Linked DNA regions of Homo sapiens: region 2 is linked to region 1. Evidence: chromatin loops called from intact Hi-C (ENCODE). Cell type or tissue: IMR-90. All regions are shown on one strand. Each heading gives the region's core, and the rest is flanking DNA. Links, peaks and the distances in the headings are about the cores only.

Region 1 (12,004 bases), core at 2,551-10,550:
TCATCATTAAACCTTTTAAACCAAGGTATACTTTGGATTAAAAAATAGGGAGATCCTACCCTGTTTCTACTTGTTTCTAAAAAGGATATAAAATGAGCAGAATCCAGACTTGGATTGTGCTTATATGTGAGAGAAGAAAACAATCCAAATCCAGTATATTTCACAAATCATTAAAATGGTGGGGGTTTCATTCCCATTAAAAATTTTTCCAAACATTTTCAATGACACTCTCTTCACGCTCATAAAATCTAATTTTAAAAACTTTTCAGAAGAAATCAAAATAATTTCCCTCTAATTCTCCTTTTGCCCATCGCTAGGCGTTCTCCCCCTCGTCATCCCTTCCCCCTCTGGGGTGTGAGCGTAAGTGTGTGTGTGTGTATGTGTGTGTGTGTGTGACCATAGACGACCCATACTAATCAGGTCTCAGAGTAAATAGCAGCGCAGGGCGATCTCAATGTAAATTGCGCTTGTCAGAAACACACCCCCCTCCCTCACTTTCTCTCCTCCTCCCCACACCATCCCAGTCTGTAGGTAGCTAAGCGGGGGGGGGAGAAAGAAAGCAAAAGAGGAGGGGGGAGGGGCTCTCCAACCAATGGCGTGCAGGAGGCTTGGCTAACCTTAGCCTCCCATTTTCTCTCCCCCCGATTCAGGGCTCTGACCAGTCAGTCGCCTTTGATTATCAGTTGCCAGCAGCCCTTCTCTTGGCTCCTTGACACGAGCTCCATATAAGGCAGCGATCTCCATAGAAACGTGTCAGTTTCAATAGTAGTGTCAAAGTTCACTATATACAGACATTCGCGCAGATCCCCCTTTCGGAAACATTGCTCTGCGAGTCCTCCCGTTTAAACGCATTCAATTTTTGGGTCTCTCTCTCTCTCTCTCTCTCTCTTCTTCTCTTCTCTCTCTCTCTCTCTCTCCTCTCTCTCTCTCCTCTTTCTCCCCCCTCTCTCCCTCCTCTCCTCTCTCTCTCCTCTCTTCTCTGAACCTCTCTTCTCTTTCTCTTTTCTTACATATTCTACTAGTTGTTTTCCCCTTCTTCTTCTCCTTTCTCTCCTTTTTCTCCCTCCTCCTTGTCTCTTTTACTCCATTCCTGCAGAAGAGAGAGGGCTAAACTTAAAGAAAAAAAAAAGGAGGAGGAGGAGGAGGAGGCACCCCCTTCGTATTCTTCTTATCGTTATTTTATACATATATGATTTTTTTTGGAGGGAGGGTGTTGGTTGCCGGCTGAAGAGCACTTATTTAAAATACTAAAAAAAGAACATTTTTGGGCGATCTCCAGGGTTTTTTTAACTAGCTCTGTGTGTTATAGCAGAAGAAGCAGAAGAAGGAGCAAGAAAGAGGAAAAGAAGAGGATTATTTATTCGACCTACTTTGGATGTCTCTCTCGCTTTTCCTTTTTCCTTTTTTTGGCAATTATTTTCTTCTGATTTTTATTTTTTCTATTTCGCTGTGATTTCGTCGCCGGCGTGAATTATCCCGTATTTTTCTCCCCCTTCCGTCACCTCCCGAAAGAAGAAGGCAGCGAGAGCCCGGCGCCACCGGCACAACAAAAAGAGCAAAGTGTGTGATCTTCCTCGCCGGCTGCCTCCCGCTCTCCAGCGCTGCCTTCCTGAATGGCTGGCTGCGTCCGGCCCTGGACCTGGCCCCCCGACACCCGCGCGCCCTGATCGCCGGCGGCAGCCTCGCCCAGCGCCCTGCTCGGCTCACCGCGCTCCCCGCACTCCCGAGCCCGGCGAGGGCTCCCGCCGGGACAGCGGCGGCGCCGCGGGCGGCCCCGGCCTCCGCTCGCGCTCCGGCTGCGGCCCCGACTCCTGCTCGGACTCCGGCCCGGGTCCCGGCTCCTCCAGCGGCGCTCGCCGCAGCAGCTCCGGCGGCAGCTCCAGCGGCGCCTGCAGCCGCGACCTCCTCCTCCTCCGCCGCCGCCGCCGCCTCCGCCCTCGCCGGCTTCCTCTATGTCGGCTCAGCCCGCGCGCTGCGCGTAGCCCGAGCGGCCGGCGGGCGGGCGCCCGGCGCGGGTGAGCGACTGTGTGTGCGAGTGTGTGTGTGCGCGGGGGTGCGGGCGAGGCGGAGGGCGAGTGTGTGCGCGCGCCGTGGCCCATGCCCGCCGCCCCCGGCGCTGCGCCCCGCGCCGCTCCCGGCTGCCGCCTGTGCCATTTCTGATTTTGCAACTTGGGGAAGAAGAAAAAAGCGAGAGAAGGGAGCTTGCTCGCCGGGGGGTGGGGAGGGGGGAAGGAGAGCGCGGCCCCCCCAGGAACGGAGCGCGGGGGGAGCGGGCGAGGGGAGCAGGGGTGTTGGGGGGGGAGCCTGAGAGCCTGGGGGGGCTGCAAAAAGAGAGAAAGAAAACAGCAGGAACCACAACAAAACGCCAGCAGGGCGGGCGGGCGCGCAGCAGCAGCGGGGCGGCCGAGGCAGTAGCGGCGGCAGCGGCGGCGGCGGCGGAGGCAGCGGCCGGTGTCCGGCTCGGGCTCGGCTCCTGCGACCCCGGGGCGCCCGGCGGGCCCCCCGCCCCCTCCCCCTCCCCCCTTCCCCTTCCCCTTCCCCTCCCAGCGCGCCCGCGCGCCCCGCGGCCCTCGGCGAGCAGCTCGGCTCCCCCCAGCGCTCCCCGGGCCCAAAGATATGGCAATGGTAGTTAGCAGCTGGCGAGATCCGCAGGACGACGTGGCCGGGGGCAACCCCGGCGGCCCCAACCCCGCAGCGCAGGCGGCCCGCGGCGGCGGCGGCGGCGCCGGCGAGCAGCAGCAGCAGGCGGGCTCGGGCGCGCCGCACACGCCGCAGACCCCGGGCCAGCCCGGAGCGCCCGCCACCCCCGGCACGGCGGGGGACAAGGGCCAGGGCCCGCCCGGTTCGGGCCAGAGCCAGCAGCACATCGAGTGCGTGGTGTGCGGGGACAAGTCGAGCGGCAAGCACTACGGCCAATTCACCTGCGAGGGCTGCAAAAGTTTCTTCAAGAGGAGCGTCCGCAGGAACTTAACTTACACATGCCGTGCCAACAGGAACTGTCCCATCGACCAGCACCACCGCAACCAGTGCCAATACTGCCGCCTCAAGAAGTGCCTCAAAGTGGGCATGAGGCGGGAAGGTGAATATTTCTTCTCTGCTTCTCTCCCCGCGCTTCGCCCGCCTCCCTGGCTCTTTCTTTCTTTCTCGCCCGGGTGGTTGCTGTGTGGGGCTGGGGCTCCTGTGGTCCCGGCCCGTCCCAGCTTTCCTTCTCCCGGCTGCCTTCCTCCCCCGGCGTCTCCCCCCGCCCTCCCCAGCTCGCTGCCGCTGCCTCCCCCTCCCGGCCTGCGCTCATCTCCCCGGCTCCCCCACCCCGCCCGCTGCCTGCTCAGGATTGTGTCCCTGAGATCGTGAGCTGTGGCTTAAAATCCCCTTCTTCCCTCTGTCTTGGATGTGCTCGGTGTGTGTCTCTTTCCCGCGTGTGCGTGAGGCTGCTTGGGGCTGTGCTGGCATGAACTTGGGGAGGGGTGCTTATTTCCCCCAGAAAACTCTGTTTCTGTGGTTTTTTTTCATTCCACTTTTCCCTCCACCTCTTCATACCCTTTATTTAAAATGGGGGAGGGCTGGGGGCTGGAGTACCCTGAACCATAGATTCATTGCTGCCATCATCCTTTTGGAAGCTTAGCTCGGAAAAAGAGGAGTGAGATTTATTGCACTTGTAGGTCTAATTAGGGGGGAAGGGGGGCTTCTGGCCCGTTCACTGGTTCCCTCTCTTCTTCACGGAGCTGGGGCCGCCTCCTCCAGAGCTGTGGCCTTGTTTTCACCCCTCTACTTTGAAAGGAAAGTTTGTGACTGAACCGTGCTTTCATAGTTGTGTCATTTTTTTTAAAGCATGATACTCGTTTTATTTCTTCATCAAACTCCACCCTCTGCTTAAATACTGCATACAAATTACAATTTACAACGGCATTTACCGATCCTTCTGATTTGGCCGTAATGCATAGACTGCAGCTAGCATGAGCTTCCACATCATTTAATCCCTGTGTTGTATGGGTTTGTTTTTTTTAAAAAAAAACACAACTTTTGATGTTGTATTTGGATATGCTTCATGTTCATGTGGCAAGAGATGCAGTACTTTTCTTATAAATATATTTAGCCGTTTACAGTTAAAGTTTATCTCTTGACAATCATTAAAGATGTCTTATAGTCAAATTAGCGAACCAGTCAATTTTGCAGAATGCAGATTACTCCTTCTTGTAATTGACTTTAAAATTATATTTTATATGCCACAAGAAAAGAAATTGAATTCCTTCAGATCTCAAGGAGCAGACAAATATGACTACTTCATTTCTAGCTCCAGGGAGATTTTGTAGGCATCTGAAAAAAAAAAAACTTTGAATTGTACTCTCACTTAATTGAAAAATAACTGCCAAGTTCAAAACTATAATTAGAAAAAAGTATTCTAGGCATTATGTTTCAAGAGCTTCAATTGCACTGGAACTTGCATTAAAATTAGAATCAAAGCAAACTTAAGAAAATAGAACAAAACCTGAAATAAGATAGCTACATGTACATGAACATATCTATATTAATTTGTTGGGGGAAGAGTTCAGTAGCCCTAACTTTTCCTAAAGTTGTCTTTGTTTATATGGCAATTTAAAACGCTGGCACTGTTGAAGTAAAACATACACATTTAAAAAAAAAAAAAAAAAAACTTTGGTCAGCTTTAAGAACTCAAAGCATGCTTACGTTTTGCATTCAGATGGTTAATGAATCCAGTGTTTTTGCAGTTGAAAGCTCGTGCATTCACTGGGCAAAAGCTGGCTGCAGGTTGCAGTGGCACCGCGCAGGACAGACATTAATTATATTTCCTACTTTTTTCAATAATGTTTGGCTACTGTAAGTTCAACTTTTTTTCTTGAAAATTTTCAATTTTCTGTTGCTTTTAATAGTGAGAACTTTGTATGGGGCGACGGGGAGGAGGGGAGAAGGGAGGGGTGCAGGATACTTGTTCTCTACTCAAAAGTTGTAAGTGGTTAGTAGGATATGTAACTTGTGTCTATTTTAAGAATTATTCTATAGCATTTTAAGAGAATGTGGAAACATTTTATCAGCAAAACGCTGCTTGCTTGCAAATGAGGAGGCCGCTAGGCATTTGCCTAGAACCACAACCTTTCTCCGGTTTCGCCTTTTTTTAACCCTGATTTTTTTTTTCCATTCTGGAGGGGTGAGTGGGGTTTCATTTATCTGTGTGTTCCCCCGTGGTGGCTTAGGGGTTGGATGACACTTTCTTGACCTTGCCAGGGTTGGGGCCCTGGAGTCAGGCCTAGCTCCGGCGGGGCTGACGTGGCCAGGGGCTCAGGCAGTGGCTGGACACACTGAGCTGTGGAGCTGGAGGGCCTCACCCCAGATCTCCTAGCGGTGTGGACTGTGAGAGCGAGCCGGAGAAGATGCGCGGGGCGCGTGTGGCTGCGGGAAGAGCTTCTGCATTGTGTTGGGTACGCTGCGGCGCGGCAATGTTCGCAAGCTCCCTGGATGCACATTGCCTCTTTTCTCTCTTTCTTTTTGTCAGCGGTTCAGCGAGGAAGAATGCCTCCAACCCAGCCCAATCCAGGCCAGTACGCACTCACCAACGGGGACCCCCTCAACGGCCACTGCTACCTGTCCGGCTACATCTCGCTGCTGCTGCGCGCCGAGCCCTACCCCACGTCGCGCTACGGCAGCCAGTGCATGCAGCCCAACAACATTATGGGCATCGAGAACATCTGCGAGCTGGCCGCGCGCCTGCTCTTCAGCGCCGTCGAGTGGGCCCGCAACATCCCCTTCTTCCCGGATCTGCAGATCACCGACCAGGTGTCCCTGCTACGCCTCACCTGGAGCGAGCTGTTCGTGCTCAACGCGGCCCAGTGCTCTATGCCGCTGCACGTGGCGCCGTTGCTGGCCGCCGCCGGCCTGCATGCCTCGCCCATGTCTGCCGACCGCGTCGTGGCCTTCATGGACCACATCCGCATCTTCCAGGAGCAGGTGGAGAAGCTCAAGGCGCTACACGTCGACTCAGCCGAGTACAGCTGCCTCAAAGCCATCGTGCTGTTCACGTCAGGTGAGGCTGCGGTCGCGGGGAGGGCAGGCCGCGCCGGCAGCGAGCGCAGGCCCCGCGCCGCCCGGGCCTGGCCTTCGGAGCCTCCCGCGCGGCCGGTGCGGGGCGGGCCGGGCCCTCGCTGGACACTGAGCCTGGCCCGGGTCTGTGACCCCCGCGCGGTGACCGGCTGGCCGCGCCGCTGCCATCTTGGGAGCGCGGCGGTGCGGGAACCGAGGCGGCGCGGGTGCGGCCGGCGGGCGGCCGGGCCTAGTCGCCCGGACCCCTACGTGGGGCCGCGGCTGCCGAGGGTGTGTGTCTGAGGCGGGGGGGCGGTGCTGTGGATCCGTCTGGCTGCGCGCGCGCGCGCGCGTGTGTGTGTGTGTGTGTGTCTCTGTGTGTGTGTCTGTGTGTGGTGCGTGTTATGTGTGAGCCAGAGCTCAGCGTTTCTGGGGGAGGCGAGGGAAGGAAGAGAACGTGGGAATGTGGCTTCTTACCCTGTGTGGCACTCTCCTTGAATGAATTTCCCGACACAGAGAGACACAGAGAGAGGTGGAAAGAGAAGAATACGCACAAATAAATCATAATAATCCCGCTTTATCGCTGCCTGATTTTCCCTTATCGGAAACCATTCATGTTTGCAGTTGGTGAGGTTATTGAGGGTCGTAAAAAACGGATTCGATCTAAACAAGAAAGATAAAAAACAAAAGCAATGCTGTAGAACCCGCAAGTATGGGAGGATTCCCCGCCTGAAGATGAATTCCAAAGCTATGCAAAACACATGAACACTGGAAATTTAAGAGTGCCTTAAAAAATATCAAATTATGTGTAGGCAGTGGTAACATGCATGTTAACAATTTCTCTTATGATAGATGGTTCAAATTAACTTCCAGAAAAGTGCATTAACGTTTCCTTTGAAGGGCTCTGGTCTGAGCCTCCGAGAACAATCCCCGCTTTTTATTATTGTAACCTGTAAGAGGGAAACATATAAACACCCAGGACAGCAGGTAATGGGGAGAAATAGAGACAAAGCCAGAGAGGAGGCTGGTGGCAAGTAGTGCTGCTTAGACTGGGTCTTGGGCCCTGCCCACTGTGAGTAGGGTTAGCTGCAGTTTTACCACCATTATTGGCAGTATTGTTTTTAATTCCTCCATTCGGAGAACAAATAAACCATCCTAATAAATCTATCCTAGAACCAGGCTTTCCAATGGCCAAATTAAAACCATTCTTGAACAGGGATAGCAAAATCCCTTTCATAAGGCCTTGTTGAACAGTAAGCAATGGTATAATCTATCAATATTTCTTGGCTTTCATGTGTGAAGAATTGTATTTACATTGTATTAAAATGACTCCTAAATTTGCACAATATTGTAATGTAGCAAATGTAGTATTAATATCGATCTGAACAGCAGATAATTTATTTAGACAAGAGCATCTCATTTGTATGCAGGGTGGCCAGAGCAATGGACTTGGACTGCCCCCCTTTTACTTTCAGTGCAAATGCAGGTCTGCTAGTGAGAGAGGGAGTTATTCTTTCCAAGAGGATAAAGTGCAAACCTTAAAACAAATGGAAGATTTATGGAATAGCCTCCTCCGTATTTGAATGCATTTTATCTTAATAAGTCTTCTTGATGGAAACGTGTTTTTCAAAAGTGACAAAGAGCCTGGGAAGCAGCAACCAGGCTGCCTCAGCTCTGGCAGGCCTGGGGCCTGGCTGGCTCTCTACTACCAGGCTCTTTAGCCAAATTCATCAGGAAGCAAGCCAGTGTCAGGGAAGCTGGGGTTTGAAAATCTCATCCAGCGAGGTGTCTTGAAGCAGAAATGTGACTTGGAACTGGACAGACGTTTTCTCAGGAAAGGTCTCTCCTCTCTTTTCCTTACACCCCCTAAGGTTCTTTGAACCCCCTTGACTTTGCTAATCTCATGCCCTTTCCCAGAGAGAGGTGAGGACTGTGCAGGCTGCAGGGAAACACTGTGGAATTATTCATGCTTTCCTTTTAACTTTCCATACTAAAACATTCCTGTGAAAAGTGTTCATTTAAAAAGTTTTCCAAGGAAGTTTCTTGAATCAAGTCTTCAAGGTGCAAAGAGTGCCTAGAAATGAACAATAACATTATTTTGTTGGAAAATTGCAAGCAGAATATCTGAAAATGGAAATAGAGCTGTCAGTAGTAATTCACCTCCCCCCTCCCATGCAACACATTTCCACTTTTGACTAAACTTGTTTTGATTGCTAGCCAGAAGGGAATTCATGGGAAGCCTTCTCAAAGTCATCCAACTTTTAAGCAAACTTTGAATGATGGAAAAGACAGTTTTAGACATATTGTCCAATGTGGTTTGCTTTGGCTAAGTATTTGAAGCTGGCACGGGGGTCCCCCGTGGTGGTTTTCACATTTGGCCTCCGGATGGTATGTTTAATCCTTAATATTCTGGACTGCATCCAAGGACTAGGTCATGACCTGAACTTACTTTTTAAAAAATTCATTAGTTCATACACCTAAATATTCCTTCAAATAAATGAGACTTTCTCTGAAAGGAGCCATCTAGTTAACATAAATACAATAAATCCATTTTCAGCACAATAATAACTTTGATTTCTAGTTATGGCAGCTGATTACATCTATATTTCCTGAACACTAAACTCTTCTGAATGCACAACATGAAATACATTCTCTGCACTACAAAGGCTAGGCCAGGAGGGCCTGAGCAGTAATGGTTATTTATTTACATAATTTCTTTTCCATACACTGTAGAAGAAATATTGAGAGTTCCCACATTGACACTACCGTATAAAAAGTGTGACATGGATTTTGCACATTCTGCCTCATTTTCTTATCTGGGGTATAACTCATGGAGCATAAATATATACTGTATTACACCCCCTGGTCACCTAGCTTTGTCACCACAACCCCCTAGTTGATCTGGGAGCTCATACCTTCTGTCCACAGTTGAGGGAATCCTGTTGCAAAGGGGTGAATGAATTTCCAGACTGGGAAGCCAGGCCAGAACCAGGGCTCCTGCCGGAGGGAAGCCACAGAGCTAGCTGGCTGGTACCTGGCAGGCAGGCCCAGCTACAGGCATTCACCTCCAAAGGAGGGAAGAAATGGAAGCAACCAGCACAGGACCCAGGCAGGCCTTTCCTGGGCTTCTTGTCTCTCTTGGAGCGGCCTGTTTGGGAGTTGGGAAGTGACCTTGTACTCCAGGGACCCTAATCATAAATGTCAGATAGATATTTTACTGAGCTGAGGGGATGCCAGATGGATCTTAAAAAAAAAAAATCTGCCGGGATACCAAGGGGCCCTTTTCACATTGCATTGTCTAGGGCTGAGAATGATCCATAAGCATGCAGGCAGATAATGCATGTAAAGCAAGCTCTATGTAATTATGGGTCTGGGTCTGAGTGAGGGTCATTCATCAGGGCCAGGTTAGCAAGCAGGGCCAAACTCACGGTCCCCTCTCTAAGCAGCAAAGCCCCACAGAGCTCTTGCTGCCCTGGCCCTAATAGCCATAAAGTCTCATTTGGCTTCCCATATCAGACCAGTGTGGATATACCCAACTGGCTGGCTGGAGTAATTAGACATCTGAGAGGAACCTAGTCTGTATCTGAGGTCAAAGGGGACTTGCCTCAGAAGTTCTTGAATTATCACTAGTTTTATTTGTATTTTTGCTCGAGGCCATAGCCTTGTAGATGAAGGTGTTAGAATGCTTTGTAAATCCCAGTTCTTGAAATATAAGGTCATAAAGCTCAGAAACTCAGCAGACACAGGTTTCACTTTGAATCATTTGTTGTGTCTTCTTAGGGTCACACTTGCCCATTCAAAATTATACAATGTCATTTTGGGGGCATTGCCATGCATCAATTTTTTCCCAGATCTATATATTAGCAAATTCTGCCTTTGATCTCTAGTCAACCTCCTGACTGGCTAAGGGCTCCTCTGTGATCTTACTGGTTTTTTTTTAATATTTATTATTAATATAAGAAACAAGTGGGTATTTGAACTAGGAGAGGATGCCTTTACTCCATTCCTCTTATTCCATCTTTCCCTCCCTATGCTTGCCTCTAGTTAGTTGATATAATATAATCTGCTGTCCTGAAATACTTTTAGAGGACCAAGAAGGGCCTTGGTTGACATGAACTAAGCACACAGATTTTGAGGTGCTGTCATTGTGCGGAGGTGCCTTTTTCTCCCTTGGTCCTGCCACCAAAAGCTTATCTCCCCCCAAGTCCCCCCTCAACTCCCCACCACCCACATCCCCCCCTACCCCCCCAGTTCTGAAGCAGCAGCAGCTGCTGCCTGTAGCCTAGCTTTGTGTCTGATTGCTGAAGATGTCGCCTTTCTGCAGCCTGGAGTAACTGAGTCATATTCTTCCTGATTATTATACAGCTTACAGAGATGTGACCAATTTTCAATTACTTGATCTAAGGTATAGATAGAAGTGTACACCCTCACCAAGGATTTGCTGCAGAGTCCTTTCTTGCATAGATAACGGATCTGAAATCCTATATTGCTAAAGCGTGGGCTTCATCTGATTCCAGGCACTGCCAGCCCATGATTCCTTACCCCCTCCCATGTGTTTGTTCACTACACAATCTAGGTTCTCCTGGAGGTTTCTGGTTGGGGTGGTTTGGGTTTGAGAGGGGACTCCAGGAATCCTTTAAGAACTGCCTTCAGGCTGCATATTTCCTAAGGGGTACTGAACACCCCCAGATCAGAGGCAAATGGGGCAAAAGTTAATGAGCACGGCCAGAAAGATGCTCCCTTGCAGGCCGAGGACAGGTTGTTAAGCGCAGCAAACATGGTTCCAGCATTGTACATTATTTAATCCAAAGGTGAAAGAGGAAAAACAAAGGGACTAGAGAGGTTTCTGCCTCTGCATGTGTGTGCCTCTCTCTCCAGCTCCCCTAGGCTTGGTGGGGGTTTGATTTATTTTTATTTGTATTGTATTGGGGGCGGGGGAGGAGGGAATGAAGAAGGGGATGGAGAGGTATAGGAGGGTGAATTTTTCTTTTCTCTTTTACTTCTTTTTTATTTTCCATTTTCTCCTTAAAAAAAATTGATGGCTTATTTTGCCTTTGCTATTTGTCAGCCTAACCGTGTGCTCCCTTTCCCTGTCTCTCCCTCCTGTGGCTGCTTGGGCAGACGCCTGTGGCCTGTCGGATGCGGCCCACATCGAGAGCCTGCAGGAGAAGTCGCAGTGCGCACTGGAGGAGTACGTGAGGAGCCAGTACCCCAACCAGCCCAGCCGTTTTGGCAAACTGCTGCTGCGACTGCCCTCGCTGCGCACCGTGTCCTCCTCCGTCATCGAGCAGCTCTTCTTCGTCCGTTTGGTAGGTAAAACCCCCATCGAAACTCTCATCCGCGATATGTTACTGTCTGGGAGCAGCTTCAACTGGCCTTACATGTCCATCCAGTGCTCCTAGACCTTGGGCGCTTCCCACCTGCCCCGTCCCCCTAGAGACTCAGAGGACCCACCTGGGCCAAGGACTCCAAAGCCGCGGGGACACCGGGAAGTGCAGCGGGCCAGGCAGGCTGGGTGGGAGGGAGGAGGGCCGAGACAGGAGCAGCCCACCCAGCAGAAATACAATCCGAGCTACAAAGCATGGGAAAAAGAGACTCTTTTAGGATCAGATCTGTGAGCACGTTGGCGAGGAAAAACAAAACAAACAAAAAAAAGAACCTTGTGTCTGTCTGGTGAAAAAAAGAAAAACAAATTGGAAGAGAGGACCATGAGAATTTTAATAAAACAGAAGGAAACTAATGGACCTTCCAGGATTTATTGTGGACGGATGTGGATATATTCTGTACAGGAACAACACATATGGAAGTGGACTGAAGCCTATGTAGAAACACACACACACTGAACATTGTTATTCATTTTGTAAAATACTAGTCTTTATTTTCATTTTTTGTAAAATTTAAACATCGTATGCGCATAAAGAAAAAGGAAACAAGAATTAGGGGAAAATAACATTTTCCAAATAATTATAAA
Region 2 (12,004 bases), core at 2,033-10,032, 1.9 Mb before region 1:
ACTTTAAATTATGTGATTCACACTTACGCCAGATGCTGCTAGAGAAATTCCTTGGTTTCTCATTAACATGGAGCAGTCCCCTTAGACTTCACACATAGTGGCCACTCACAAGCACATACACATTCATGCAAATGTTAGGAACGATCAACTGCATGCTTCCAACTGTACAAGTTCCAACAGAAGAGATTTGAGAAAATTCATTTTAAGGAGATGAGCTGCCATTAAAAATTTGTCATTACTTTCCTCAATCTACTTGGCTAAAGCCTCAATATACTTGGAATGAATATCCTTAATGAACTTGGCTAATTGTTTTGTGATGTCATTTCTGAGTTTACTCAAAATCCATTTAGAAAAGCATTGCTTAGACATAGGTAAAATTCAGAATTTTCTTCCCAGGTGAAACTATAATGATAAAATGTTAATTTCTGTTTATAACTACTTTAGTACAGGGAATATTTAGATTTATAGAACCATGGCTTCAATCTTCACATGAAAATTTATATTCACATTTTAAACTTATATTTTATTTTTATTTTTCAATCATAAATAAATTATTCTCTGTTCCTTAGTTTATAGATTGATCTTCAGTTTTCCTTTTATTCGCTTGTCTATTCGCATGGTCATTTACTGGGTTTATACGTGGTCATTTTTTGAGTCCTATGAGTAGGCAGTTTTGATAGGACCTAACTCTTCAATTGCAGTTTAAAGTTAGGTCACATTTGGCTGGCTAGTGTTAAGTCCAGGATGTTTCTGTCCAGAAAGTATAGAGAGCTCTTTTTCTTTCTCTTTAGTAAACAAAAATCATAAAACAAACTGGACACTGAATTAGGTATGTCATAAATATGCATATTTCTATACTAAAAATGTTCTTTCTTTCTTCCATTTAACCAAAATCGATAATGTAAGGCAGCTCAAATCTTTATATTAGTTTGAATTTCTATCTTGTATCTATTTACCTATCTGTAATGTGTGTGTTTATAACCCACTTGCTTTTTTTCCTCCTTGGCTCTAAGGAGAAAACACTTTTGTATCAGTTAATAGGTGAAATAAAATCTACTTTTTTATAGTAAATATGCTGAACGCATAGCTTTTTGTGAGTGAAAGTTTAACATTCCATAATGTAGGAGAGACTGTGCTCTATGTTAAAGTTATTTTGCTTTGAAAGAGAATGTAATCACTGTGAGGGTAAGGATATCATGCAATTTCTTTTGTTATAGTCCTTGTATAGTCACAACTCTACTTATAACGGGTATTGAACCTTTGACAGAAATGCAAAATATATTCTGCCTTGCAACGCATACAATTTATAAAAACTCAAGCAGGATAATAAGTTATCCGAAGGAACTTTTGGAAAGGGAAATTTTAAAATTACAAAATTTAAAGTTGAAAGGTGTATTTGTATCTGGCATAATTCCCAAGTTGAAGTTCTTCTTTTCAAGCAATATTTACAAAAATATAATATTTTAAATCATCATCATCATCATTATCATCATCTCATCATCATCATCATCATCAATCTAAGAAATACCCAAATATACACATCACTGTGTAAGGGATAAATGGTTCCTCTTGAAGCTTTTTTTTTTCTTTTTTCACCTGAAGAAATGATATTGAAATGGATAAGACTTATGAAAGAACATACTGATGGACATAATGAAAGATGCTTCACAAAAACATGTCTCACATATATATTTGCATTAAAGTCAAGTGGGTTATGTTGGTAAAAGAATAGTATCGACTGTTAATATATTAGGCTTTAGGAAAATTTGGATTAATACCTCTTAAATAGTCAAGATTTCTGGAGGAGCAGTGTTTCAGGAAAAAAGGAAGGATTTCTAGATACAGGGAAAAAAACAGATTTCTAGATATTAGGGAGTTGAGAAATAGAATATAATGAAACTTTGCCTAAATAAATTCTTTCTTAGTAATTCAATTGTAAGAAAGATGAATTGCAGTTAATTTAGTATATAAAAAAATTTGAATGCATATATTATTTTCTTAGAATTACAATCACAGGAAGGACAATCTATCAAAAGATATTTTTTAAAAATCATAAATTTACAAAAAGATTCCATGACTTCAGCAAAATCTTTGGGAAATGCTCACTTTTCTCTCATGTCAATGAATCAATTGTTGAATTGCTGAATCAAGAGACACATCTCTATACTTAAAACATTTCAAATGGAAAGAATAGTACTGAAGTTTAACTTAAAGAAATCATCCTGTACTAAGCAAATAATTCTTCCTGATATCTTCCTAACATCGTTCAAATGTACTTTTGTAAATTATACTCTTCCTGGAACTATTAAAATAATCTACTAATTCTGATTCTAGTTACAGCTGTCACTTAATCTATTCCTGATAAATTGTCACACTTGTAACTTTGTTCTTTTTCTCAGTTTAAAATTGCACAATGTTAGTGAAATGTTTAGACAAGTAACCTTATGAAGGAAGAAGTGTAGGTTAAAATAAATGTAACATTATATAATTGTGTGTTGTCTCTGCAAATAGTTTAAAAATAAAAGAGAATAAAATTACTCATTTGACATTTCAAAGCATTGAAATAAGCCTTGATCATACCTATAGTTATCACGAACTCCCACGATCTACCTAGGAAAAAAATCTTTACCTAATAGTTGGAAATCATCATTAATAGTTAAACAGCTTTAGTTGCTTTTTTTTTGAAGCACTTTTTTCTCTCTTACATTTTTCTTTTCTGTTGAAACATAATTTTATGATTCTCATAATTAGTACACAGATCTACCAAGTTTAGAATATATGTTACATAAGATATGCTAAAACTGGGAAAACTGTTATGTATACAAATGCTATAAATATTTGCATACATGGAAAAGCCTTTATTTTCCCAAATATTTAAAACATTTGGATAACTGGCACATATGAATTAAAAAATTAGAATTTGGATCTAAATTTTTTAGTCTTCATACAGTTGATTTTCCTCCAATGTACATAGATCATATTTGGTTTTTCTTTGGCTGTCCTTTTGATTATAGTAGCACTGTATTATATATAATATTAATGTTTCATATATACCTAAAATATTCTGGGTCCTCTTCCTTCTGAACTGCAACAAGCAACTCAGAGATTTCTGAATATAATGTATAATGTGGCTTAAAAGCCTTAACACCTCCCTCTTCTTTGAGGTGGGTATTTATTAATGCGGTTTCACCTAGTGACAGTTGCATATCTATAGTGTCTGCATACCAGCATCAGCACTCCGCAGCTGTACCATGTGTGGTTTGCATTCAGAGAGAATTGGCCTCTGAGTGTCAGAGGGAATGTATTGAAAAGTGCCCTCCATATCCTTGTTGGTAGTGATAATAAATGAGGACCATAATTAAATGCAGTCAAAGAGTTAAAACTAGAAATCAAATACGTTTTAGTTTTCCTGTGATACAATACAATCACTATTACTGCTTAAAAATAATAATTTAAATTGTTTCCTCATTTGATTTATTATTCTCTATATAGAGGGATTCCTTTGTATATTTTTGAAAATCTGAAGAGAAAGTTGGAATAGAAACATCTGGATCACACCACAGAATTTTAGAAACTATAAGTGGATTATGTCAGAGAGTCTCAGGACAGAATAGTTAGCAAAGTCAGCATGTTTCATCCTACTGTTACTCCTGGTCAAAGGGATAAGCTGTAGGAGAGTCACAAATTTGATAGGTAAAAACACCCATTCAGAAATCATCCCTCTGGTGCTACTTCCTGGGTTCTTCATACTTTCACAGAGCAGCACTTCTTCATTTGAAATATAGTATAACACAAACATCTCATTAGGTCCCATTATTCCTGATGTATTTAGTTCTTCTGCATCATCAAATTGAGCTGGTTGTCATTTTCAATGTGTGAAAGTTAAACTGCCTCAGTAGAAAAGACACACACCCTGAAGTGGGTAGCAGGAAAGACTAAAAAAAAATACAGCCACATATTTTTCAGAAAACAAAATCATTCTGGAATGAGATATGAGTAATAATGACATGGAATAATGGTACTTTAGGAGTAAAATATGAATTGAGCCTAGTCAGGTAACAGAGGCGTTTAGCAAGCTTATTTGGAAGTTCAATATGACATTGCTGGTTGAGGATGATTTTTTTTTCTGAGGTTGATCTTGTTTATAGATCCATATTTTGATGAGATATGTTAGAAATACTGAATATTTTTATTTTGATGTATTTAAACAGTAGTAAAAGTTATTGATTTGTGGGTAATTTTACTAATGGAAGATTTCATAAATTAATGTAATATGCCCAACACTAGGAGACATTATTATAATTTAAGAATGCAGTACCATTTATTTTAATATTTCACTTCTGAAAATGAATGTTTTGTTATACTTTTCTAAAATTCTTTGGAGAAAAAGGTAATTTTTTTTGGCTTACAGTTTCATAGAGTATAATTTTTAAATTAAGTGTTTCTGTTTTGTTTTATCTGGTTACATACGTGATGATTTGTATAATCTCCCTCAATCTTACATTCTTACAATAATCGTGCAAAAATCCAAATTGGGTTAAAGACAGAAATTCCAAATTTTCTAATATGCTCACACTTGGTGCCATCCTGACATTAAAATATCTGACCAAAATTCCCATTCACTATACAATAAATTCATTCTCCCTCAAAGTATATTCTGAATGTAAAAATGAAAATAGACGTTTATATGCAGTCTGAGCTAGAAAAAGGTGCTGATACTGTAATTAATATTGTACCGTAATATCTTTTTAATCTATCATGCTGCCTTTTGCCCTTTATGTTATGTCAGAAAGGAGTGTAATGAATGAGTGTGTCTGTGAGTATCAGCTTGAATTTGGTGAAAACCGCAGCAACATGACATTTCATGTGATTAAGCCAGATATAGATTCAAGTGTATTAGCTTTCACACAATCGAATGTAAAACCAATGATGATAAAACTTCAAATATTTTTTAAATGATGATTTCCCGAATTTATTTTAAAGCTCAATTTGCATAAAGCCATTTTATTATATTTAAGAAATAACAGGATTCCCTGACTTTGTAATGTTTCCTAGAAAGGTAACTCACAACAGTAAAACATCAGAATATTCAGCATTTTAGGTGAAGAATGAAAGATTTATTACTAAGTCAGAAAAGAATTGGCGTAAATCTGACTTGAAACAGCTGTTTAGGGGATTAGTGGGAGTGTCTTTTCAAGTCCTGAGAAGAATAATTTTTCTTCCTTTTTTATACCAGAAGGGGGCAGTAGTGGTCCATTTTTAATAACAGCTAGCGTTTCTTTTGTTATATGACATTTGATAATAAATAAATATCACTTTCTATTTAATGTTGAGGCATTTGTACAAAAAATTAAGATTGTAAGTATCTATTGTTAGGTTAAAAGTTAAATAATTAAAAGTTTTTATGCAAATATAATCTTATGTCTCTTTTCATCTAAGCATGTAGCTCAAAATTAAGATGTCCTGCTGTAGCTAAACTAGAGCACCAGTTCTTATTGCTTAATGTTCATGCTAATAATGATAGTTATAGAATAGATTAATTCTATAACACACACACACACACACACAATTTCAGTGAACTATAGTTTAGTCTCTCACCACTCACCAAGCTGGAGTCAGCACCCACAATAAAAGTGCTTTACAATTTATATAGCTTGTCATATTAGTATTTATTTCCAATATTAATTGTGGCTTAAAATAAATTAATATAATACATTATCTCGTAATTTCCAGGTTGATTAAACGAGTGGTGCATATGCACACTTAATGGGATGGTTGCATTTTACATCTCTCCAGATCTCCATTAAAAGATAAGCTGCAAATACAGTGGTTATTCTGCTCATTGGCTGACATCTCTCTATGTCCAGATCATCTGCTTAGAACAAATGTGGCCGGACAATGCGGTATTCTAATTCCACAAATTGAGTAATTGAAGAATTTCAGAGATGCAACAAGGATGGAATTACTGTCCTCGTTCTAGGTTTAGAAGGCAGGCATGCAAGTACCTAGAGAAAGAGAACAGATGAAAGCTGGCAGCCTCTTCATTTACAGACAGCACAATTTTCTGAATTTAGCAAGACTCTTCTTTTCCCCCAGAACGCTCTATGTAAGTGTTAAGATGTTGAGACATGCATTATGTTTTACATTTTCGTTAAGTTTTGCAGAAAATCATATGGCTAAGTAGTACTTGTATTATAATGGAAAAAGGTGTGAGGAAAAACCCTCCAAAAATGAAATCCACTTGTCAGTTTGAATTTGACATGTTTTATTACATAGTAAAACCTGTCAGCTAAAATTTTAGAGATTTACACCTAAGTTGTGACTGAAAACAGGTAAATGTCCTTTCAAAACAGGTATTTTGAATACATAAATGAAAATTTTGGTAGTTGTGCGCATGTAGAGTTATCTATTTTGCTTGCAAAGTGAATTTAAAATTTTTAAGAAGTGTTTCTGGTATTTTAAAATAGCTAAGAATAACTTATGAGAATGAGAACTTAGGAAACCTGCTTTTTAACAAAAGTCTACAGGATTATATTTGAATTTTGCACAGACAGTCAACTCACAATGTCATTAGTACATATTAAAGAGCACACCTTTCCTAGATTTCATAATGCAATTTAAAATACTTATTTGATGATGAAAAAATTTTAAGAATATATTTATATTTGATTGATATTAATGATAAATAAAACATTATCCCCAACAGTTAAAATGTTGTATAGATATTAAAAGTAATTAATTCAACACGGAATTTTTTTCCATTAGAAGATTCAGTTTTTCCTTTAAAGCTGAAGGTATTGTGCTGAGATTCTGAAACTCTGCAGCTCAGTCTGGAATTATTTTTTTCTAGAAAAAATGTGGTGAGCAGAGGATTTTCTTGCTATATTAGGACCTCCCAAGTTTCTTTCGGATCTGTAATTTTAAAAGGTTGTCATTACTTTGCTTTCTCTTGCATCCTCAATGTGTGTGTGTGTGTGTGTATGAGAGAGAGAGACAGAAAGAGTGAGAGATGGGGAGGGGGAAGAGGGGAAAGAAGGACAAAAAAGGAAGGAAAAAAGGAAGAAAAGAAGCATAAAATAGGAAAGAAAGAAGGATAAGAGGAAGGAAAGAAAAAAGTGGGAATGTCAGAAGGAAGAAGAGAATAAAAGAGGAGAAAAATAATGTCTTGGAGAGGTCTATACACTTTGACGGATTGACATTGCTAGTTTTTTGGTTCTAGCTTAGGAACAGTGTGATCCTGGCAGCAGCTTTAAGATAGCACATCTCAACTTTCAGAACAACATGATTTAAAGAAACTGTGTGACTCAGAGGATAGTTTTGGCATTGAGTTTGTGAGAAAAGGAGACTTTGCTTTTGTATTGCTCTTCAAATATAAGAGAAAATTCTGTTTCTGCCAACATAGATAAAAAAGCTATCCAATTATTACAACGCCAGCTTTCTCTTTACAAATATCAAGTGTAATTAAAGCAAAGAGCTAAATATTATAGAGAAAATAAGATGGAAAATGTTGGCTGTTGGAAATTGGCTTGGTATGGGCTTTGTGGATGGATGGCATTTACTAAATTGTACCAACCCTGCTTTACGTTTTTAGACAGCATTAAAGGATGAATTGTTGATTTGCCTGTTCTTTAACATGTATCACCTGCTCGAATATTTTTCCCACCTGATAATTTTTCATCAGCCTCTTCTACAGCCAGGCGTATTTTGGCTGTGAATAGTTATAGACAAAAAGTTTTCTGTCTTATGTTATACATGTGTGTGCCTCTGTCTGTGTGTGTATGTGTGTAACCATTATTTCTTATAGGCCTATTCTATACTTTTCTGACCTTTACCTAAAGGACTGTGGCTAATCTGTGTGTGTGTGTGTGTTTTACTGGCATTTTGCTATTACTTAAATTTCTCTGTTTTCCTTTAATGCCTACCTAAATATTTTCTCATCTTACCCTTAAGCAAAATGTCAAATTCTTGGCAGACAAAACATTGCATTTTCTTGAATAAAAGGAAGGCAATATCCATTTCAGCACTTTGTCTATCTATTTAACTAGCACTGTGCATCTTTTAGGCCCTCTGTAAATACTGAGCATCCACCTGAAATATTACGTTAGCCAACAACAGCAGAGACTGTGTGTCTCTGTGTGTGTGTGTGTGTGTGTGTGTATGCTGATTAGCAGTTGTGATTATGTTTTCTTTTCTTACCATCTTCTAGATGGTGCCTCTACTTTTTTATACTTCTAAGTACCTAATAAGAAAGTGGAATTAGAGAGGAATTTGAAGATGCTACACTGTTGGCTTGAGGATGGAGGAAAGGACCCCCAGCCAGGGGATGAGGAGGCCTCTAGAAGCTGGACAAGGCCAAGAAACAGATTATTCTCAGAGTCTCCTGAGGGAATGCAACCCTGTGGACCCATTTTAGATTCTGAGCTCCAGAACGGTCATATGTTTGTGTTGCTTTAAGCCATCAGGTTTGCTGTAATTTGTTAGAACAGTGATAGGAAACACAGCCCTCTCTGACCTCTGCTTCTGTGCTTACATCTCTCTCTGACTCTGGCACTCCTGCCTCCCTCTTACAAGGATCTTCAGGACTACATGGCTCCCCCGAATCTCAGGTCATCCAGGATCATTCTCTATCTCAAGATCCTTAACTCAATCCCATCTGCAAAGTCCCTTTTGCCATATAAGGTACTATGTTCACAGGTTCCAGGGACTAGGACATGAGTGTTTTGGGGGACATTGGTCTGCCTACCACAGACACCTCCCAGGTTGTAAAACACATCAGCAGCAGATTCTCAAGCTTGGCTCTAGGAGCAGCACTAGAGCAACAGGAGGTCGCCACTAGTCTGAGGGACCCCAGGCCTACCCGCGGCTGCTGCAGAGCTCTGTACCTCAGCAGGTGTCCATGCTTGGAGGGGAGTTTGGCCACCTGCTCTATGAGACACAGTGCTCCAGATCACTGTGTAGGCTTCTCAGTTGTCTGCAAGAACCAACTAATGGATAGAGTTTTCTCCGGACAAAGTTTTAAATTTCATATTTCCTGAAATCTTTGAGGCTTGTTTTGCTGCTACTTCTTTTTGGCGAATGACAAAAAGAATGGTTTGTACTTAATAAACAGGAACTGAAGAAATTAAAAAAGAGCTGTGGTATGTGTGACATGATCCCTGTTCTTGCAAGGCATTTATATATCTAGCAATATCCTGAGTTATTCGGGCTTGGGGAGATGCTTGGAGTGCTGTACAGTGAATGTCAATGATATCTGGTGATGGAATCATTTGAGGCTTTCTTCTTTGTATTTTTCTTTTTGAGTATAGTTTAGAAAAAGCATGTATCTTTTGTAGAAACAATAAAATTATTATTTAAAAAATGGAATTATGCAATCACTGAAAATTGTGTCAAACTACATATATGTACTGAAATGAAAACTGTCTAAGTTACATAGATTGAATTAAAAAGAAAAAATGTCATGGACAGTATATGCAGTACAGTAGTCCCCCCTTATCCAAGGAGGATACATTCCAAGACCCCCTGTGGGTACCTAAAACTGTGGATAGTACCAACCCTATATATATTATGTTTTATGATCTGATAGATAACTGAGACCATCACATATATAGTCTATCAATGACCAAAATATTGTTATGGGGTGCATGACTCTACTTCCTCTTCCTCCATTTCTTATTACTCTGTGGTCATAAAATCAGATAAATCATGAATGATTCAACTAGATGTTATTTTACATCTATAGGAATTATATTGTTTTATCAGACAAAAAGGAATTGAGAATAAAATAGTAATAATAATTTATTAGAAAAACATGCTATTTTTACAGTTTTTAAAGTAAATATAATAATAATTAAATATGAACTTAATTTTTCAAGGTAATTTTATATAAATTTACATAACTAGAATTAAATATTTGCCTGTGTCTGAATATTAATACATAAGTCATAATATTCCTACAGTAGATGCTTAAGACATTATTTCCATTAAATGGGAATAAAAAGATGAATATGATTATTTTTAAAATGTATTAATACTAGGATGAAACCAAGTAATAACAACATATAATTATATTGATAGGGCTTACAGAGGTAGCAATAGATAGTTTATTTACAATTTTGTGCATAAGAACAAAATGAGGTTTTGGAAAATTGTCTTGGCCAACAATTTTTTGTTCACATGCTTTAAAATTTATTGTGTAAAACTAGCCATATTTGATTTCTCAAAAGTGTCTTTAAAATGTATTTATGCTAAATGCTTCTATTATTGAGTCTTCTTCTATTTGCCCTCATAACCTCCCATTCCCACTCAAAAAGCATCCACAAAATAAACCCCCAAAATTGCTGAGAGGCAGTATCCCTTGTCTGGACTCATTTTCACTTAGGAAATGGTAACCAACTCATTGTTTTCTGTTTCAGAATTTCTTACAAAGATACATTCATTGTGTAAATTGTTGCTTCATGATTTTTGAACCTGAGACAAAAAGCAACTTTCAATTCTTGATTATAGCTTCTCAAAATATACAGTGTAATTAAGTGTTGAAAGAGCAATTATATTGTAAGTCCTTGTTTCACACCCAAACTTTCTCTTGCTTTTAACTTTTGGAATTTTAGTCGCATTTTCAGAACAAAGGTGAACATTTTGGGAAACAGTGATAAATAAAGGGCAGATGTGTTACAATCATTTTAATGCATATGAGACTGTTTCAGTCACATTATATTTGCTTTCCACATCAAAAAAAAGTCTCAGTCTCACTCCTAACGTCTCAAGCATTCTCTGTTTATCTAAAAAGTTTCCCTTCGCCCAAACCTTCCCCCATACCCCCTGTATCAGTGTATACAGGTTATTTCCTTATATGCACTGTCATACATTATTTGACTGCCTACTTAGTCTACGTTCGTCCCCTTGGAGAATTAGCTCTGTTCCGACACACAATAGACATTCAAAATATATGCGTTGAATGACTAAATGAGTGAATAAATTAATTACTCTATTTCAGACTTAAAAAAATTAGGGTAGACACAAAACAAATTAGAGCATTTGACAATGGTTTTCAAATAAAAAATGTATCAACCACAGACAGGCCAAATATTTTTCTCAATTTCTTTTGTTTCAAAAATATTTGGGGCAAAGGTTATTTTGAAATACCCTAAAAATTAAAGCATATTTTTCAGACTCCACCTTAGATTTCAAATGTGGCAAATTACTTTCTAGTTGCTTTTTCCCGTGTTAAATGACATGTATTTCTGTCTAATTATGGTCAGTTGTTGTGGTGGTTCTGAGGAAATAATTTGAACTGAAGCCACAGTTCAAACTGGATATTTGTTGTAAACATATTTTAACAAAATATTTGCCCTGACCAGTCACCCCTTGATAATTAAGTTCCTTCAGGGCTGGGACTTGGTCTGTTTTATTCATTGCTGTGTTTCAACTCCTACAACAGATCACATGGTAAGTTCTCAAAAACTGAATTAATACTTAATGATTAGATTAATACTTACAATGGAATGAGTGCTTACTGACTGAATTCATAGACAGCAGTTCCATGGGTGCCAGTGGAACAGTAATCAGGACAAGAATGCCAGAACTGGGCAATATACTGAGATAGTTTTAAGAGAACAGACTCTAGACAGGCAATAGAAGAGTGGAAGTGTATATAATTGCCAAGATCAGGAAGAACTGGGAGAGCAGAAACCTAGGTTGATAAGTAAGAAGTCAAAGTTTGACAGTTGTGGTCTGGATAGGTAAATGTCTGAATTCCAGGAGATAGAGAGGTCTGGTTTGGAACAAGCAACTAGAAGAAAATAATATAAACTTGACTGAAATACTCTGTTTTAGTGAACAGCCTTACACCTGTTATATGCCAAGGGCATGGACAATTAAGTTGACAGATGTCTGTGGATAAAATAAGGGATCTGGTCAAGAACAAGTAAAAAAGCAATTCTTGTAGGTGGGTTTCAGCACAGTGACTGTATTTATGTAAAGATGACTCAATGATTGGCGGAAGCAT

What was found. A loop is a pair of places that touch in the nucleus more often than their neighbours do. Peaks named below come from ENCODE experiments on the same cell type or tissue, not always from the same donor. Only the 100,000 strongest peaks of a DNase experiment are listed, where the experiment ranks them.
Region 2: it touches region 1 in a loop (11-fold over the local background); 6 of 110 quality-filtered maps call a loop at or near these places.

Annotation. Positions count from the first base shown.
Region 1 is chr5:93,582,408-93,594,411 of GRCh38, forward strand. NR2F1 (nuclear receptor subfamily 2 group F member 1) reads left to right here and starts at 815. Exons shown (of 3, transcript NM_005654.6): 1 at 815-3,079; 2 at 5,510-6,037; 3 at 11,155-12,004. The coding sequence starts at 2,617. The coding sequence ends at 11,435. It also overlaps a transcript of NR2F1-AS1 not described here. RefSeq lists a silencer at 1,865-1,944. In IMR-90, for the core only: a CTCF peak has its summit at 7,482; DNase peaks (open chromatin) are centred at 5,074, 5,334 and 6,444; H3K4me3 peaks cover 5,447 bases; H3K27ac peaks cover 5,880 bases.
Region 2 is chr5:91,636,710-91,648,713 of GRCh38, forward strand. No RefSeq gene overlaps it. Among named protein-coding and RNA genes, the nearest start is that of ARRDC3, 260 kb to the left of the region's middle. In IMR-90, for the core only: a CTCF peak has its summit at 5,229 (motif pointing right); no DNase peak of the experiment used is centred there.